Linked DNA regions of Homo sapiens: region 2 is linked to region 1. A link is an interaction called in ENCODE POLR2A ChIA-PET data of the cell type or tissue named here. Cell type or tissue: Caco-2. All regions are shown on one strand. Each heading gives the region's core, and the rest is flanking DNA. Links, peaks and the distances in the headings are about the cores only.

Region 1 (4,393 bases), core at 67-4,066:
AAACTTTGTTACACACAGACTGCTGGACCCTACTGCCAGAGTTTTCGATTTGATAGATCTGTGGTGGGGCCTCAGAGTTTGCATTTCCAACAAGTTTCTAGGTAATGCTGATACTCCTAGTCTAGAGGCCGTCCTCTGAGAACCACTGCCCTGTGGTATGCCTGGAAGTGTCCCATGCCAGTAGAGCCAAAATGGCCTTGCCAAGCTGGAATGGAGGAATCTGGGGACCCTGGACTTAGGGATGTCATCCAGCAGGGCTCCAGGCATCCTGTCACTGGCAATGGGCTTAATGTCCACAATAGGCCTAGAGGCCCATGGCTCTTCTTCCAGGGATGTAGCACCCTTGTTTAGGACATCATGGCCCACCATGGTCTGTCCAGTCATCTCTAACCCCTGCCATCCTCAACTAGGGTTGAATAAGATCCATAAGGTACATGTACTTGGCCATCCAAGGGCGCTGGCCTTGGCTGTGGGGCATATAGAGCACTCAGAGGCAGTGCCACAGCCAGCCTAGTGCCCAGGAGCCAGCTTCAAAGGATTAGAGATGTTCCCTCTGAGCCCTACCCTGCTGAGGGGCCCTGGCAAGCCCTCCTGGTTTGTCAAAAACACTTTTATGTTTGTTGTCCCTGTTTTCTCAGGCATTGTCAACCTCTCATCTGAACAGGATTCTGCTTATCAACATTTAAACATGCTTGAATCTCACTTACCTTAAAAAACAACAAAAGCCCCTTTCTTTGACTCCATGTCTTACTGCAGCTACTGCCCCACCCTCCTCTCAACCATGGTCAAACATCTCCAGAGCACTGTCTCTTTCCTCACACCTCACATGCCTCCTGTCCATGACAGCCTGGCCTCTACCTGCCTCACTTCACCGAAACAGCACTCCCTAAAATCACTGGTGAGGTGACCTTCAGGACACTAAATCCAAAGTGCATTTTTCATTCTACTCTTCTTTTAGATTTTCCAGCAGCATCCAAACATTCTCTTGCTTCTGGAAACACTCTTCTCCATTCATTGCAAGGCACAACAATGCTCTTTCTCTGTTCACCCTCTATTCCAGGTTTATCCTCCTTTACCTGGCCATTGAATATTAGTGTCCTTAAGACACAGGCTGGGCTCTTTTCTTACTTAATACTCTTCCTTCTTGGCAGTTTTATCCATGTCCTCAAGCTACCATCTACTTTTCTCCCTCCCAAATAAGTATCTTCAGCTTATTCACCTCTTGATATCCAAGTGCTCAGCCTCTTCACTGGGACATCTCAAAGGCACCTCAGCCTCTAACTAAGGCCAAACAGGATATTTTCCCCTCCTCCACCCAACCCTGGTCATCCTTTGGTGTTCACCATCTCAGGGAAAGATACCACCATCCGTTCAGCTGGGTAACTCAGAAACCTAGCAGGTCCTTTGACACCTGTGTCCCCCAGTCTTCATGGCCAAACCACCACCAGTATCTCTCCGTTTTCCTAAGTACCTCTTGAGTCTACAGTTTTCGTCATCTTCACTATCCCATCCTAGTCCAAACCATCTCTTCTCTGAACCATGACAGTTACCTCTGAAGTGGTCTCTCCACTGCCCCTCTTGTGTCCCTCCAACCCATTCTCCATGTTGCAGCCACTCTGCACGTGGGTTCCATCTGGCAGCTCAGAGATGGGGAGATGAATCGCCTGGGGGTAGGCCCTGCTCAGGGTCATGGCAGAGGCTGGGCCTCAGGCTTCCCTGCCCCACTCTCAGCCAGGGCCCTTTCCAGGACAGGAAGGCAGGCCCACACGTAGGCTGGAGGCCCCACTAGACACACAGCTCAGCCAGGCCTCCAGGGAATGGAGAAGAGGCTTTGAAATTTGCAGTATCAAGTTTCAGAAAACACAGGGTCAGGGTCAGCAGAGCAGCTGGTAGTGGGGAAGGCCAGGCCCAGCTAATTTCCTGTCAGAAGGGCCCAGAGGCTTCAGCCCCTCTCTGGGCTGGCCACAGGGGAGGAGATGCCGGGAATGGTTCACATTCTTCTGGCTGGGGCTGCACTGAACCTCAGGGGACCTGTGGGGAGTGAGGAGGTGGATCTGCTGAGGCCAGAGTTGGGGGCTTTCCGTAGGGACCAGGCATCTGTTGTTCAACTCTTAGGCTTGGATGAGGCCAGGGACTGCAGAGGAGATGCAAAAAGACCATTGCAGCTGTGGGAGCTGTAGGATAAATAAGCCTAACTTCATGTTTTACAGATGAGGAAATAGGCTCAGACAGGGCCAGATCCTCACCAGGATCCTGCATAGTATCTCATTCTAAGCCCTGAGCTCTCTGTTTCTAATTGCCCAGGTCTGGATTTCCTGGAAGGCCCAGCTATGGCTGAGCTGTGTGTCAGTGGGGGACATGCTGGCCTTGGCTCCTCCTGCTCACCTCCAGGCTAGGAGATGCACTTCTTAGGTGCTCTAGCTGTGGGGTGGGTGGCCACGGTATGGAGTGGGTATGAGAGGGCTAAGTTAGCTGTGGGCCCATCCCACCTCTCCTTGGAGTGCCCAAGCTCATTCTGCCCACAAAGAGAACTTTATGTCCTGGTCCAGTGTCTAAGAGGGTGAGGCAGTCCTGGCTTTGAATGGCCCTGTAAATGGCCTGGCCAGGCTGGGTGTGACGTAGAGGTCAGAGGTCCCCTGTACTCTTAATTCTGTGGTGCCAAGACTGGCCTGGTTGACCTGTCAGGACTGGGGAGAAGAGCACAGGATGCAGTTAGACAAGCCTGGGTTCAAATCCCAGTTCCATCAGGCACTGCTGTGTGGCCTTGGAGAAGGTCGTTTAACCTCCTGAAATCATGGACTCCTCGGCTGTTAAAATGGGGAGGGGCTACTTAACTTCTTTCTCTAAGCCCAGACGTGTGATCGGTGTGTGTGTATGTGACTTGGGGAACCCCTCCCGGATCCTGGAAGTGCTGCACATACCCTCACTACCAGCTGGGAAGCATATGCCTGCTCCTGAAGTCAGCACCAGGGCCTGGGTGCCCCCCACCTGGTCATCCTTTCTCTACTCCTGGCACTTGAGTCTGAGGCTGGGGCCATTCTTAGATGTCCCAGACATCAACCTGACAGTCTTCAAGTGCCCCTCTCCTCCTTTATCCCCTCTGTCTCCATCAGTTAGGCCCTACATCCTACAGATACCACCTCAGGCATGTCTCTGGAGCTCCCACGTCTATCCAGCCCAACTGCCTTCTCAGGTTGGGATAATTACAGCAGCTGCTCACTGGCCTGCCTCCCTCCCAGTCCCCCTTCGCCATCCTCACCAGGGAGATCTTTCTAAAATACATGTCACAAACCTGACTTAACTTCTTTTCCTTGCTCCTCGTGATTTCACCTTTGCCCAGTGATCTTATCCTTTAATACTCGGCCTAAATGTCATTTACTCAGGAAGTCCTCTCTTACCCCAAGGCTGGGCTATGAGCTCCTCCCATCTTTCTGCAGGCTCCTACTTGCTCTCACCCTATCATAGCTCTGGTTACACCAGAAATCATATCTTGGATAGTAGGTTATTTTATTTGGGGTCCAGAGTATCCAGGAGCAGGCATTAGCACAGAAGAAGCATCAATAAATGTATGTTGAATGAAAGAAAATGGACAGACAAGTGCATGGGAAGATGGACACACTGGTTTTGGGTGACCAGCTCATTCATAATAGGTTCCATCATACAGCTGTGAGGGGAGAGACTGAGATTTGGGAGAACATGTGCATGGTCAGGGCTTACCCTGACACCGCACATACTAAAATGCTGGGCAGGTAAATAATAACCAGTTGCCCCCCAACTGGTGAGTCTCAGCCTCCCAGTGTACCTCCTGCTCAGGTGAAGGCTAGTGATGGAGCCGTGGTAGACAAGCCCTATCCCCACCTGCTAAATTCAGCTGCCCTCAGGAAATATGCTGTTAAGAGATGACAGAGATGATATGGTTTGGCTGTGTCCCCGCCCAAATCTCATCTTGAATTGTAGTTCCTATAATGCCCACATGTCGTGGGAGGGACCCAGTGGGAGGTAATTTAATCATGGGGGCAGTTACCCTCATGCTGTTCTTGTGATCCTGAGTTCTCACGAGATCTGATGGTTTTACAAGGGGCTTTTCCCCCTTTTGCTCAGCACTTCTTGTTGTTGCCACCATGTGAAGAAGGACATGTTTGCTTTCCCTTCCACCATAATTGTAAGTTTCCTGAGGCCTCCCCAGCCATGCTGAACTGTGAGTCAATTAAACCTCTTTCCTTTATAAATTACCCAGTCTTGGGTATGTCTTTATTAGCAGCATGAGATAGACTAATACAAGAGAGGTCACGAAAAACAGGTGGAATCCAGGCAGTGGGTGGGCCTACGTCAGAAAGAGTCTGCATGCGTAAGTGCCAGTATCACTAGGGTGTGTATATGTGAGAACATGTAT
Region 2 (4,393 bases), core at 135-4,134, 120 kb after region 1:
AAAGCTCCCTATTGATCACATATCTGGATTTTACAACCTGGCATCAAAGATCTGCATAATAATGGCAATATTAGCTAAGATGTCAATAGCACTTACTATGTACCAGTATTTCTACCATCTATTGCTGTGTGGAAAAAAAAAACAGCCAAAACTTAGTGGCTTAAAAACAACCACTGTATTTTTTTATTTTAAATTGATTAAAATAAATTTATACCCAGGACATAGCAGAGGACTGCAGGTGCCTCCTCCAGCTCTGTCCCCCAAAACAACCATTTTATTACCTCTCACTAGTCTATGGATTGACTGATGGTTAAGGGAATAGGTTCTGAAATCAGACTAACTCTCAAGGTTATGATTGTGAGGATTAAATCCTCACGTGTGTATGTGAAGTGTTTAGCATAGTATCTGGTACCTAGGAAGTGTTCAGTCAATGCTGGGCATCATTATTATTATATTTTATGAGTTATTTTTCCTAAACTCAATGATAATAAATCACAAGTTCCTCAAAGGCAGAGGCTAGGTCTTCGATGTTGAGGTTCCTCATTTAGACTACCAAAGGGTTCTTAACACAAGAAAGAGCTGAATAAATACTTTTGATTTGAATCAACAGGTGTGATAAATTAAAAATAAGTATCCCTCATTTTTCATTAAGCTTTTAGAACCCTAAACTTACAGACCTGAAAAAAAGGGGCCCTAAGTTATTTTTTGGAGGCTAGAATCTCCAAGCACTCCCCCACGCCAGCCTGGAGAGTACTGTCTTTATAACCAGTGTCTACTGGTGAAGTATGACATTAAGCTGTATTAGACATCATCAGCATTTACACAGAAGTGAATGACAGACTCTTAGGGTTCTGAGACTCTTGAATACTTCTGGAATTTTTAAGACACTGATGGCTTCAGCCCCAGAGATTTTGTTTTCAACTACCCTTTGATGGAGGCTTTGCATCTGTTGTCTTTAAAAGCACTCCAGGTGATTCTAATGTGCAGCAGAGTTAAGAATCATGGGTCCAGGTCAAAGGATTAGAGCCCATATTGAGCAATAACAGATCTGAAATCAGGAGACCTGGGCTCTTGTATTGAATACTGGATCATCAATTCAATTCAAGAAACTGTTTTTGTGAAATGCTCTATGCTAGATACCATAACATGAAGAATGAGGAGCCAATAATCTGGACCTTTAGTTTTTGAGTCTGATCATTTAAAGATGGGAGTGGTTTTCCTACTTTTAAAAAAAATGTGGTTTTAGCTTTTAAAAATGAAATCTTACATATAAGTTCAATATATGTAAAAGAAACAAAAGGAAAGCAGGTTGGCATTAGGAATTCCTACTATACTGCATTAGCCTTCCCCCTGCTTTTCTCCATTGGAAGCTGACTCTAACTGCATTTTCCTCCTACAGTTTTGGTGGCGTACTTTCTCCTTATCCTAAGGTTGCAAATTTCACTTTTCTTGGAGCACAACGGAAGAGAAGTCAAGCATTTGCCACAGAGCTGTGGGTGCACAAAATACTCATGCTGACTAGAACCTTGGCTCAGAAGAGTCCCTATCTGCTCAAGTCTTATGGGAGGCACTGTAGTTTGTACCATTTCTGACTTTCTGCTTAGACTCTCCCATGTGTTTTCTGGGCTAAATTAGTCACTCTTCTCCAATTGTTCCAAGTAATATTCTGGGAAAGGAAAACCTAACAAAATAACTTAAATATTCAATCATGTAAACACATTCTCAACATTTCATGGAAACAATCTAAGGCAGTAAATCCATAAACCAAAGAAAGCTTTCTGGGACCTAGACATTCAAATAGTGTAATTATGGCCTGGCATGGTGGCTCACGCCTGTAATCTCAGCACTTTGGGAGACTGAGGCGGACGGATCACTTGAGGTCAGGAGTTCGAGACTAGCCTGGCCAACATGGTAAAACCCTGTCTCTACTAAAAATACAAAAATTAGCTGAGCGTGGTGGTAGGCGCCTATAATCCCAGCTACTCAGGAAGCTGAGGCAGGAGAATCACTTGAACCCGGGAGGCGGAGGCTGCAGTGAGCTCAGATTGCACCACTGCACTCTGGCCTGGGGGATAGGGTGAAACTTTTCCTCCAAAAAAAAAAAAAAAAAAAAAAAAACCCCACCCCCCCAAAAAAAACCCAGTGTAATTACTTCCCATTATTGAACATGATGTCAATACTCTTCAGTGGCTCATGACGAACTCTTCATTGTATTATTTGAAAATTTAAAAATATTATTAAAAACTTAAATCTATATTGTCTAATACTTTCTTCCAACCCTCACGTTGCCCACGAACAAAACTCTTTCAAGTCTAGGTCTGTATACTTCACGATCTTTTCTTCTTCAAGTTTTACAAGACATAAGACAGTGGGTAGAAACAGCAATAATCTTACTGGTTCTGAGAAAAATCACAGTAGACATTAAAGCTTGCTAGTTCCTTTTTTGGTTTAGTGGGGACACTTTATATTATATTCTATACATGGTGATAGCAAAGTAAGAAGAGGTATACTTTTGGAAGAAATCTATTTTTTTTCTGGAAGATGAAAAATTTCAATAAAAATTTTTACGTTTTTATTAAGTTATTCTGTTGTAAAAATTTTATTTTTAAATGTGTATGTCAGGAATTATTTGATGGTCCTGGAATCCTCCTGCAATAGGGTCCAGGATGATTGTTTCCAAGGCAGAAACAGAATTGAAACAGACTCACACAGGACAACCTCCGTAGCGTTGCCCCCCAATCTTCTGGCATGACTTTCTAGGAGATGGGATGCGTTCTCCCTTCAGTACGATCTTGGCCTTCACCTCCTACTGTCTCAGAATTAGAAGAGAGGGCATTGTTCCTTTTGTCAAACACATGGTCCCTTTACCTGTTTGTGGGAGGTGTTACAATCTTCTAAAAAGAAAATGTACTTGGAGGGGCCAACAGAAATAATCAAATTCCATGCTACTGTAGAATAAATTAGAGGCTGGCTCAGTCATAATTATGTTTCCTTTCTCACTGTTTTCTTGCAAAATAAATGATCAATTGATTTTTAATGGCACTACATAACCTACTAAAGACTGCTCAAATTAGCAACTTTCTTTTAACTTCTATTCCAAAGTAGAAATTCTGCAACTTCACCTGATCTTCACATGATTCTCCTGTGCTGTCTCATTCTTTAGCTTTTCTTCATTTTGTTATTCCATAGATTTTTTTTCCATGTTTCTGACCTCTATTCTTTTTTTTCTCTTCTTCCAACAGAGTTCTGTAATCATCTCTCTGTAGAAGCCTCTTGTATTTATATTTGTAGCTGGACTTATCTTTCAAGTTAAAATTCTGCAATTTTCCTTGTTTTCTGGACAGATCCACATAGAAGTCCAAGCTACGGGTAGCCTGTAGTTCTTTGGTTTTAGTTTTATTATTAATAATTAGGAAATCTTTAAAAAGTGGATTTCTGCCTCTTTTTTTTTGAGACGAAGTCTCGCTCTGGAGTGCAGTAGCACCATCGTGTTCCTTCTGCCTCCATTTCCAGTCACAATTCCCAGTAAGTGATTCATGTGTTTTTTTTTTGCCTATAATATTTATGTCATCTCATACTTCACCCACTCTTTATCTCATTCCCACCTGCAAGATAAATGCTCATTTATCATTCATGGGCACACATGTCACAATTTTTGGGGGCTGTTCCTCCTTGGGTCACCAGGAACTAATGTATTCTTACAGTACTTAGATTGTATCTGTTTTAGAATACACATGCTATAATTTGTTTGACTAATCTATCTTCTCTGTAAGCGTGTGTATTTAAGGTTGGAGATTTTGACTTGTTGGCTTTTGTAGTCCTAATACTCAGGACGTGGTAGCATAGGACATCAATGTCTACTGAACTGAACTGTACTATATTTCTTTTGGAGTAGACAAAGAAATAGTCTTAGTAGGCTGCCTCATTTTTCTGAAGAATGAACAAAAGGGTCCAAACCTTTTTTTCATCATATAAAAAAAAATTGTCCATCACATGAAAAAAGTTAATTATCATTCAAAAAAAGTTGATAAGTTCAGAAAAATATTTCATAAAATTAAAAATTAGTAATTATTATAAAAATAAATTTAATAAGATTAAAAATACTGTTAATTATTCACTGAAGAACACAATAAGTGTTCTAGAGCTTCTGAGTAAATTGCCCCAGTTTCCTTCTATCACTAGTTTAAATAGTATATATAAACTAATCTTAATAAAGAACATTAGTTCTAAACTAATTATAATAATTCATAGTTTCTCAGAAGCAGAAGTTTTTCAGGAGCAGTAGGATAGAGGAACAGTTTTTCAAAACTAGAAAGGAAAAGTGGGAGAAGCCAGGAGAGGTTGTGCTGAAAGGGAAGAGGAGGAGGAGGAATGCTAAACTGTCTTAAAGAAC

The links. Peaks named below come from ENCODE experiments on the same cell type or tissue, not always from the same donor. Only the 100,000 strongest peaks of a DNase experiment are listed, where the experiment ranks them.
Region 2: POLR2A ChIA-PET joins it to region 1 with 6 read pairs; 3 of 35 experiments call an interaction of 5 or more read pairs at or near these places.

Annotation. Positions count from the first base shown.
Region 1 is chr11:9,763,807-9,768,199 of GRCh38, forward strand. All of the region lies in intron 1 of SBF2-AS1 (SBF2 antisense RNA 1), which reads left to right. Among named protein-coding and RNA genes, the nearest start is that of LINC02709, 6.5 kb to the left of the region's middle. RefSeq lists enhancers at 1-363, 1,272-2,095. In Caco-2, for the core only: no CTCF peak of the experiment used is centred there; a DNase peak (open chromatin) is centred at 1,835.
Region 2 is chr11:9,883,159-9,887,551 of GRCh38, forward strand. All of the region lies in intron 17 of SBF2 (SET binding factor 2), which reads right to left. All of the region lies in intron 1 of LOC101928008 (a long non-coding RNA gene), which reads left to right. Among named protein-coding and RNA genes, the nearest start is that of LINC02709, 130 kb to the left of the region's middle. In Caco-2, for the core only: no CTCF peak of the experiment used is centred there; no DNase peak of the experiment used is centred there.